Regions from separate parts of the Mus musculus genome. Here region 2 is linked to region 1. The links are chromatin loops, found by intact Hi-C in ENCODE. Cell type or tissue: gastrocnemius. All regions are shown on one strand. Each heading gives the region's core, and the rest is flanking DNA. Links, peaks and the distances in the headings are about the cores only.

Evidence for each region. Hi-C counts contacts between places; a loop is a spot of excess contacts. Peaks named below come from ENCODE experiments on the same cell type or tissue, not always from the same donor. Only the 100,000 strongest peaks of a DNase experiment are listed, where the experiment ranks them.
Region 2: it touches region 1 in a loop (6-fold over the local background); 25 of 42 quality-filtered maps call a loop at or near these places.

What each region holds. Positions count from the first base shown.
Region 1 is chr5:135,398,299-135,403,673 of GRCm38, forward strand. It overlaps a transcript of Pom121 not described here. Among named protein-coding and RNA genes, the nearest start is that of Pom121, 6.4 kb to the left of the region's middle. In gastrocnemius, for the core only: a CTCF peak has its summit at 2,151 (motif pointing right); a DNase peak (open chromatin) is centred at 2,152.
Region 2 is chr5:135,492,463-135,497,837 of GRCm38, forward strand. The region is part of intron 1 of Hip1 (huntingtin interacting protein 1); the gene reads right to left. Among named protein-coding and RNA genes, the nearest start is that of Gm52790, 41 kb to the right of the region's middle. In gastrocnemius, for the core only: a CTCF peak has its summit at 1,991 (motif pointing left); DNase peaks (open chromatin) are centred at 837, 1,959 and 4,229; H3K27ac peaks cover 1,481 bases.

The DNA of each region.
Region 1 (5,375 bases), core at 215-5,214:
TTGAACTTAGAGAGTTCTATCTGCCCCTGCCTCCCAAGTGCTGGACATAAAAGTGTGGGTAACTATGCCCCGCATACATTTTTAAAAAGGGTTGCAGGGCTGTGATGCCCTGGTACTATGGCCTTGCTGCCTCTCCACACATGCCTTGCGTGGTTGCTGTGCCTTGTTCAGCCTCCCTGCATCCAGAGCTTCTTGGAGGAACTAAAGAGAGCAGGCATGGCACCACGCTTCTCTCCAGACTTCCCTGCGCTATCTGGAGAAGAATGTGTAGACTTGGTCCTGAAATTTTCTCAAGTTTTTAAAGAAATGTTGGTTTTATGTGTGTGGGTGTTTTGCCTCTGTGTGTGTGTATACCATATGTACGCTTGGTGCCAGTGGAGGTCAGAAGAGAGAGTGGAACATCCTAGGACTGGACTTATGGATGGTTGTCATGCCTGCCATGATGCTGCTGGGGAAAACACGTGGATCCTATATAAGAACGAGTGCTCTTAAATGCTGAGCCATGTCTCTAGTGCAGTTTTCAGGAGTTGTTGTTTGTTTGTTTGTTTTGAGATGGGGGTCTTGTGTAACTCAGGTTGCTTCACTATGTAACTGATGTTACAATGAATTCCTGACCTGTTTTTATCTCCTGAGTGCTGAGGGTCACAGGTGTAAGGGTTACCATATCCCACCTCAAATTTGGCTTTACCTTCTGGGGACCGGTCAACAAACACACTTGTAACTTTCTGTCATATACAGAGGTTTCAAGGGTGCACTGATTGGCTGTCGTGTGTCCTCCAGCCTCCCTGCTCTGAGGCACTTGCGGTTCCTACACAGAGGGCATGACTACGGATACAGAGCATCCTTGCCTTCCTCTCTTCCCTCACAGCACTTTGCCTTGGAGCGAATCTTTATTGCTACATAGCTCCTTGGCTAAGTCCGTCATCCTGTGCTAGCACAAAGCTTACGGCCCGTCCTGCTTGGGTCTGCTCACTTCCTTCCTCCCCTCTCCTTTCATGTGCATGAGCCTGTGCTCGTGTGAGCGAGTTCATGTGTATGCAAAAGCACCTCTGACACAGGACCAACCCTCCTTCACTCAGTGGTAGCAGTTGGGATACCCTTCAATTGTGATGACACCTCTGGCTTATGTAAAAGGTAAACTTGGTGGGCTGTGGGCTGACACCAAGGTAGGTGAGTCAGATTCCTCTTGCCTGAAGGTTGAGAATGAAATTTCTATCCACTGGCCAGTCTGGCGATTCACACTCCCCACACTCCCGACGCTTGGGAGATGGAGGCAGTGGGGTCAGAAGTTCAAGGCCATCCTTGACGACATAGTTGAGTTGAGGCTAGCCTTTGATACAGAAACAGAAGGACCCTGTTTGTAAAACGGAAAGTGAGGAAGAAACTAAGACATTCCCAGATAAAGAAACCAATGGAATGTTTTGATAGGGCCTCGGAAACTGCTTTTGCTACAAAGCCACTGACTCCTCTCTTGGCACCCACAACTGAAGTAAGTACTCAATGACCTGTGACCTGGATTTAATACCACATGGAAGACGGCAGCAACCAACCCCGGAAAGTTGGCTTCTGACTTCCACATGTGTACTTTGGCACCAAAGGACCTCTCTCTCTCTCTCTCTCTCTCTCACACACACACACACACACAATCACAACGTTTTCTTTCTTACTTTTTTTAAAGTAGAAGCAGGCAGCTGGAACTGGTAACTCACTTGAACCCCAGGCTTTGGGAGGCAGAGGCTGGAGGATCTCTCTGTTAGAGGATAGCCTGGTCTACAGAGTGAGTTAGCCCCAGGACAGCCAGAACTACACAGAGAAACCTGTTTTGGGAAGCAAAACAAAAAACCACAAAACAAAACAAACAAATAACAAGCAAGCAAGCAAACAAACAAGCAGGCTGAATAGCAGGACACCCCTGCCTCCATTTTGTGTCTTTCTCCACTGGAGTTGCCTCCTTACCTCTGTATGTAGACCATCAATCACTCAAGCTAATGTTTGTACCACTCCCCTCTGAAATGAACTGAGGCATGTCAGCTTTTTAGTGTCTCAGACACCTGAAAGATTCCTAAAGTCACCAGTTACTCTAAACTTGGAACCACCTTGGACTTCAGAACAGCTGAGCGTCTAAGGACAGAGCCATCCCTCACCACCAGGGGGCACTGGTTCACTACAGAGGTGGCTCCTGGATCAGGAATGGTTCCCTTCTGAGAACCTGAGTGTCCTGTCAAGCAATAAGGATTTCTTCAGGCCACTTGCAAAAGCAGAACTCAGGCAGGGATCAACCAGATCCCATTAATTACACATAGCTCGTTATTCCTGGTTATTATGGACTAAGATCACTAGACCCTTTTATCTCTCCCACTTTCCAGCATACACTTAAAAGTAAATAAATTTGTTCACTGTGTGTGTATAGGCACACACTCGAATGTGTGGTTTTTGGAGACAGAGTTTTTCTTCTGCATAGCCCTGGCTGTCCTGGAACTCGATCTGTAGACCAGGCTAACTTGAACTCAGAGATCTGCTTGCATCTGCCTCCCAAATGCTGGGATCAAAGGTGTGCCTCACATGCCTAAGCTTAGACTTTAATATGCAAGAGATAACAAAGCGGCCGGGGTTAAAATATGGTCCTTCCCAGCATTATCTTCAGTCTCCCCTGCAACATCATCTGACAAACTGCAGGACTGTGAGAAACCTCTTCCTGGGAGGACAAAGATATTCTTCCTTGCTATCCCTCCTAAACTAGGTTGGAATTTTTCCTGCCTCCAACTCCTGGCTGCTGTATTACAAACACATGCCGCCAATCAGCATCGTTCTCTCCTCCTCCGCAGAAACCAAGGAGGGCCTTTTTTTTTTTTTTTTTTTTTTTTTTTTTGGTTTTTCGAGACAGGGTTTCTCTGTGTAGCCCTGGCTGTCCTGGAACTCACTCTGTAGACCAGGCTGGCCTTGAACTCAGAAATCTGTCTGCCTCTGCCTCCCAAGTGCTGAGATTAAAGGCGTGCACCACCACTGCCTGGCTTTAGGAGCCTTTTATTTTAGATTTATTTTTAGTGTTTTCCTTGCATGTATGTATATCCACCACCACATACATGCCTGGTCATGAAGAGGTCAGAAGAGGGCATTGGAACTCCTGGAACTGGACAGTTGTGAGACACTACTCAGGTGCTGGGAATTGAACCCAGGTCCTCTGGAAGAGCAGCAAAGGCCCATGAACACCAAGACATCTCCACAGCCTCCTGCTTTGTCTTTTAGTGTTTATTTATTCCTGCAAAATCATGAAAACTTCATAAAGCTATTTTTATTCCCAGTACTTTACAATGCCAGTGACAGATGACAATTTGTCTTTTCTTCTGTTCCCTCCTCCTCCTCCTCTTCCTCCTCCTTTTTTTTTAAATAGTTTTTTTTGGGGGGTGGGGTTCAAGACAGGGTTTCTCTGTATAGCCCTGGCTGTCCTGGAACTCACTTTGTAGACCAGGCTGGCCTCGAACTCAGAAATCTTGCCTGCCTCTGCCTCCTGAATGCTGGGATTAAAGACGTGTGCCACCATGCCTGGCTAAAATAGTTTTTTTTTTTTTTTAAGATTAGTTTATTTATTATATGTAAATACACTGTGGCTGTCTTCAGACACACAAGGAGAAGGCGTCAGATCTTGTTATGGGTGGTTGTGAGCCACCATGTGGTTTGCTGGGATTTGAACTCATGACCTTTTTTTAGGTGCTTTTACCCGTTGAGCCATCTCACCAGCCCAGTTTTTTGGTTTTTTTTTTTGGTTTTTTTAACTATTTATTTATTATATGTAAGTACACTGTAGCTGTCCTTAGACACTCCAGAAGAGGGAGTCAGATCACGTTACGGATGGTTGTGAGCCACCATGTGGTTGCTGGGATTTGAACTCAGGACCTTCGGAAGAGCAGTCTGGTGCTCTTACCCACTGAGCCATCTCACCAGCCCCCTGGTTTTTTTTTTTTTTTTTTTTTTTAAGATTTATTTATTATGTATACAGCATTCTACCTGCACATACACCTGCAGGCCAGAAGATGGCATCAGATCCCATTACAGATGGTTGTGAGCCACCATGTGGTTGCTGGGAACTGAACTCAGGACCTCTGGAAGAGCAGTCAGTGCTCCTAACCTCTGAGCCATCTCTCCAGCCCTTTTTGTTTGTTTTTAAGATTTATGTAACTGAGTACACTGCCATTTGTCTTCAGACACCAGAAGTGGTCATCGGATCCCATTACAGATGCTTGTGAGCCACCATGGGGTTGCTGGGAATTGAACTCAAGACCTCTGGAAGAGCAAAGTCAGTGCTTCTAACTCCTGAACCATCCTCCAGCCTCTCTCTCCTCCTCTTCTTCTGTAGTTTTTACTTATTTATTTTTTTCTTTCAGTATGGTGCACTTTTAAAGTTTATTTTATTACTTTACATGTAAGCAGGGTTTTTTTTTTTTCTTGCATCCATACAAATGTATATATGTGCACCACAGACATGCCTGGTGCCCTTAAAAATCTCAGACGAGGGCTTCAGATTCTCCTGAGCCTTGAAGTTACAGGTAACCCTTTGTGAGCTGCCATATGGGTGCTAGGAACCCAATCTACTGCAAAAGCAACCACTCAGCCCACTCTTCAACTCTTAGTGCATTACTTTGAATTATTACTATTTTTTAAGATTTATTTATAATTATATCTAAGTACACTGTGGCTGTCTTCAGATGCACCAAAAGAGGGCGTCAGATCTCATTACAGATGGTTGTGAGCCACCATGTGGTAGCTGAGATTTGAACTCAGGACCTTCAGAAGAGCAGTCGGTGCGCTTAACCACTGAACCATCTCTCCAGCCCTGAATTATTATTTTTTGAGGTAAGTTCTTACTATGATAGGCCAAGCTGGCCTAAAACTTGCTATGTAGGCAAGGTTAATCAAGAACTCACAAAGAAGGATCTATCTGCCTGTGCCTGCTGAGTGCTGGGAATAAAGGTGTATGCTATCATGTCCAGCATGAGTGTCTTTTTGTCGAGACAGGGTTTCTCTGTGTATCCCTGGTTGTCCTGGAACTTGTTCTGTAGGCCAGGCTGGCCTTGAACTCAGAGAGATCCACCTGCCTCTGTCTCCTGAGTACTGGGATTAAAGGTGCCGGCCACCAAGCTCAGCATGAGTATCCTCTTAAAACGAAACCCTCCACAGCTTATTATAATGTGTGGGTGCTTTTCCTGAAAGCATGTATATATACCATATGTGTCACAGTAACCCTGACTGGAGAAGAGGGTGTCAAAGCTGGTGGAACTGTAGTTATAGATGGTCATGAGCTGCCGCGTGGGTTCTTAGAACTGAACCAGGATTCTCTCTGCAGGAGCGGAAACAGCTCTGTTAGTGGGTGAGCCATC
Region 2 (5,375 bases), core at 106-5,105, 94 kb after region 1:
GGACAAATGGCTGAGGTGCCTACTTAAGATATCAAAGGGCACACTGGCCACCAGGTTCTCCCTGCACCCCTAAGTCCTAACCCCTGGATGGCACCACCACCCGACCTGAACCCTCCAGCCAGGGGCTGTGCTGCCCTTGCTCCAGATGCCCTTCCCTTTAGAATCCAACCATTTGGTTACCTGCCCTCTTGGACTTCTCTCTTTGAGCCTCCTAGTTACTGAACCTGGCTCCCCTCCCCTCCTGTCCCTATCTTCCCCTCCCCTCCCCTCCCCTCCTCACATGGCTAAGGGGCATGACCAACTGGACTCTCCCAACTGATTTCTGTAAGGTGTCCCTGCCTCTGGCTATGCTCTCCCTTGTATCTACAATAAACTTTCTCCGCCACCACACCCAGAAGTCATGTCCTTTCCTTTCTATTTTTTTCCATTCAAAACTTTTGATTGTGACCTAGTAACATAAATTTCCAGGTTCTGGGCTCCAGAGCCATAAGAAGATGAGGGGGCAAGGTACTGCTTCTATTTTTATTACATTTACGAAAGAGAGAGGCTGTGCGTGTGTGCGTGTGTGTGTGTGTGTGTGTGTGTGTGTGTGTGTGTGTGTGTGTGTGTTTGCAAAAATCCATTCTTTCCACCATGTGGGATCCAGGAGATCTGAACTTAGGTCACTGGGTTTGGTGGCAAGCACCCTTACCCATTGAGCCCTGTCATTGGCCCCAGAATTCTGATGTTTTAACTACTGAGCCTGTGGTCAGCTTTGTTGTAGCGATTACTGGAAATGCACATGCTCAAAGGCCAGCAAGCACTGAAGCTTGCCTAAACTGCCCTTGGGCTGGGCTGCTTTCCAGTTACCTCACCCTGAAGCTGTGACAAAAGAGGACCAGCTAGCCAGGGGCAAGAATGTACCTTGCTCCATTTACAGGGGCGAGGCCTGTGCAGAAGTGTCTCAGAAAACAGCCTCTGGGGGCTGCTGAGCACCTAAAGGCACTTACCTAAAGAACTAAGTTCGATCCCTGGGACCCACATGATAAAAGGAGTCAACTGATTACTGGAAGCTGCCCTCTGACCTCCACACAAGGACAGTGGCATATGTGGGACATGTGTGGGCCCCACCAATAAATGAATAAGCACATAAATAAGTAAATAAATAAATGGAGTAAAAATTGTAAAACAAACACACCCTCTCAACTGATCTACATATTTGCCTGTAGTCTCTTCCTCTCTCATCATTCTTTTTTTTTTTTTTTTAAAGATTTATTTATTATTATAATTAAGTACACTGTAGCTGTCTTCAGGCACACCAGAAGAGAGTGTCAGATCTCATTACGGATGGTTGTGAGCCACCATGTGGTTGCTGGGATTTGAACTCAGGACCTTCGGAAGAGCAGTCAGTGCTCTTAACCGCTGAGCCATCTCTCCAGCCCCCTCTCTCTCATCATTCTTACAGTAATTTAATTATAATTTCTCATCGGCCAACCTCAAATAAAAAACAGATCCCCTTTTTTTTTTTTTAATCAAGACCTTTAATGCTTTGGCCTCCCCTCCCACCTTTGTAGTCTACCTTCTCCCAGTCTCTCACCCCTCCCACTTTACCATACTTCTCATCTTTGGCAATTTAAGTGAGACCCTTACCTCAAAGTAAAAACCAAAAAAACCTAAACAAACAAACAAAATATAAAGAGGGCTGGGGGCATGACTCAGCAGTAGAGCCCTGCCTAGAATCCTCCAGTAAGGGGCTGGGGGCGTGGCTCAGCGGTAGAGCCCCTGCCTAGAATCCCCCAGGGAGGGCCTGGGGGCGTGGCTCAGTGGTGGAGCACCTGCCTAGAATCCTCCAGTGAGGGGCTGGGGGCGTGGCTCAGTGACAGTGCTTTCCTAGCAGGTGTGAAAGCCTCAGTACCACACATAAAAGAAAGTTTTATGGAAAAGGGAGAAAGCTGCCATTCTTTGACAAGTATATAGACCAGTGGATGTGTCCTGGTGGAGGCTGACACCTACTGGTGACCAGATTTGTGCAGCCTGGCCCTACACATTCCACACCACAGGCCTTGGGGGCCAGGCCAGGGTAGGGCGTTGATACAGAGCATTGCGTTGTAAAGGTGATCAATTTCAGTAATTCCCAGTGATAAGCTTAGTAATCAAACAATGCTTGTCAAAGGGCTTGTAGCCTTAGTTGTTACGCTATTGTTTTTAAAAATAAAGTCTCTCTCTACAGGGCTGCAGTGTTTACAAAATACCTTTTGGTCTATTGTCTCGTTCAATCCTACGCGCATCCGGGAGGCTGGGGCAGAAGGCATTGTTATGACTACGGAGATACATGCTGATATAAGGAGCAGTGACCATGGAACCTGGGGATAAGCAGGGATAGGCCAGAGGTCCCTGGATTTGTTTTGTTTTGTTTTTTGTATTTTTTTCAACTGTTTATTTGTGGTTGTGAGCCTCCTCCGTGTGGGTGTTGAGAATCAAACCCAGGTCCTCTGGAAGAGCAGGCAGTACTCTTAACCACAGAGCCACCATCTCTCTAGCTCCTGACCTGCCTCAAGGGTGCTGGGGACCCAGGTGTGCACTGCCACACCCACCTTAAGTTTCTTCAACTTTGTATACTATGCTTTAATATCTGCAGTGAAGAGATGGGACTAGGTTGTGGCTCAGTGGGTAGCATCCTTACCTAGCACGCATGAAGCTCTGAGCTCCATTCCAGTGTCACATCAACCCACCATGGCAGAACACAGCCCTCAGGAGGCAGAGGCAGGGGGATTAGACATTCAAGCTCATCTTTGGCTACCTTAGCGAGTTGAAGTCTAGCCTGGACTACAGGAGACACATTTCAAAACATCCAACGTGGGTTGGAGAGATGGCCCATCAGATAAAGGCTCGTGCCTGGAGAGGCTTTGGCAAGCTGAGTTCGAACCCTGGAGCCCATGTGAAGGCAAAATGGAGAGAACAGACTCCACATCGTTGTCCTCTGACCTTCATGTGTGTGCCACGGCAGATATGTGCACACACAAGAATAATTAAATAAATAGAAACATTAGGAAAGATGGAAGAGAAGGTGATATGAAGGAAGGGGTAACAGAAGAGCAGAGAGACAGCTCAGCGGTTAAGGGCATTCACCGCTGCTGTGTCAGAGGGCCAGGGTTTGGAGTGTGTAGCATCTACAACAGATGGCTCACAAATACCACTAACTCCAGCTCCGGGGAATTTGCGCCTCCTTCTGGCCTCTGTGAACACCTGCGCACTCTGCACACACATGCACAGCACAGACACACACAAATAAAATCATACAATAAGTCTTTGTTGTTTGTTGAAACAAGATTTCTCTGTGTCGCCCTGGGCTGTCCCCCTTCAAACTCAGAGATAAGCCCGTCTCTCCTTCCTGGGTGCTGGAACTACAGGTGCCTGCCACCACACCCGGCTATAACATGTCTTTTTTTTTTTTCTTCCGAGACGGAGTTTCTCTGTGTAGCCCTGGCTGTCCTAGCTGTAGACCGGGCTAGTCTGGAACTCAGAAATCCACCTGCCTCTGCCTCCCAAGTGCTGGGATTAAAGGCGTGCACCACCACTGCTCAGCAACATAAAAGAGCTGAACCTGATGGCATACAGATCTCTGTAAGTTTGAGGCCAGCCTAGTCTACAAAGTGGGTTCTAAGACAGCCAGAGCTACACAGAGAAACCCTGTCTAAAAAAAATAGAAAGAAAAGCAAAAAAGAAGAAAAAGGAAAAGGAAAGGAAAGGAAAGAGGGGCTGGTGAGATGGCTCAGTGGGTAAGAGCACCCGACTGCTCTTCCAAAGGTCCAGAGTTCAAATCCCAGCAACCACATGGTGGCTCACAACCATCCGTAACGAGATCTGACTCCCTGGTGTGTCTGAAGACAGCTACAGTGTACTTACATATAATGAATAAATAAATCTTAAAAAAAAAGGAAAGGAAAGAAAGAGAGAGAGAAAGAATAAGAAAAAGAACCCTATGGATTGGCTAAGCATCTCTCCGGTGTGTCTATCAGGTGCCTCCAGAGACAGATCTGGAGGGCTTTGACCTAATCAGAGGATTAATTATTTAATGTATTCACAATATGCCATTATAGAAGGTGGTCAAAGGTAGGGTGGGGCCCAGCTGGAGGAAAATCACTGAGTATGACTTTTTTTTTTTTTTTGAAACAGCATTTCATGTCCCTTAGGCTATGTACCTGATCCCTTTACCTCCACCTCCTGCGTGCTGCTGGCATTACAGGCTCCTCCAACTGTGCCCAGTTTGTGTAGTGCCAAGGACGGAACTCAGCCTTGTGTATACCAGGCAAGTACTCCACTGACTTACATCCCCAACCCCTTTCTTTCTCTTTTACTTTTTGTTTCTTTCTTTTTTCATTCTTATTTGTTTGTTTGTTTTTTGAGATAGGGTTTCTCTGTGTAGCCCTAGCTGTCCTGGATCTAAGCTCTGTAGACTCATAGAGATCTACCAGTCTGAGTGCTGGGATTAAAGGCATTCCCCAAAAGCACCTGGCCCTGTGTTTTTTTCCTTTTTTATCGTCGGAGACCCCAGCCCATGAAATATCAGTGCCTACATTCAGGGTGGGTCTTCCCTCCCTAGTTAAATATCTCTGCAAACACCTCAGCACTTCTATTTATTATATGTTATTTATGTATTTATGTATTTATTTATTTAGAGACAGGGTCTCACTACGTAGCCCTGGCTGACCTGGAACTCAACATGTAGTCCAGGCTGGCTTCAAAGTCAGAGATAAGCTTGCCTCTGCCTCCCATGTGCTGGGGAATTAGAGGCGTGCACCACCACAGCTGGCAGGTTTTATTCATTTGTGTTGTTTTGTGTGTGTGTGTGTGTGTGTGTGTGTGTGTGTGTGTATGCAGTGTATATCAGAGAGAGAAAGGGAGAAGGGGAGAGACAATGTGGGGTCAAAGGCTGACCTGAAGAAGATAATTTTCTCCTTCAACAGCGTGTGTCCCAGGGGCTGAACTCAGGTTGTCAGTCTTGGTGTCTGACACCTTTACCAGCCCAGCCATTTTGCTGGCCCAAGACTCAAGAGTCTAAGTCTCAGCAAGTAGGCGATTGGTCAATACAGCAGGAAGAGGGTGGAGCTAAGCCGCTCTTGGGGCAGCTGGTGCCCTGGACTTCTGGGATTCGTACTCAGAATGACAAATTTAGCAATTAGAATGCCTATGGCTCTTCCCAGGCATGTCACCCTCTGTGTTCCTGAAAAAACAAACAGTAGTCAGTAGTTCTGGACAGAGTCCTGAGCTGACCCCACAGCAGGTGCTGGGCCTCAGGTCCCCTGGTGACCTGCCACAGCAATCATCTGAGGGAAGGACAGCCCCATATGTGTTGTGTTTGCCTAATGGACCAAACAGGAGAGCCAACTGCAAAC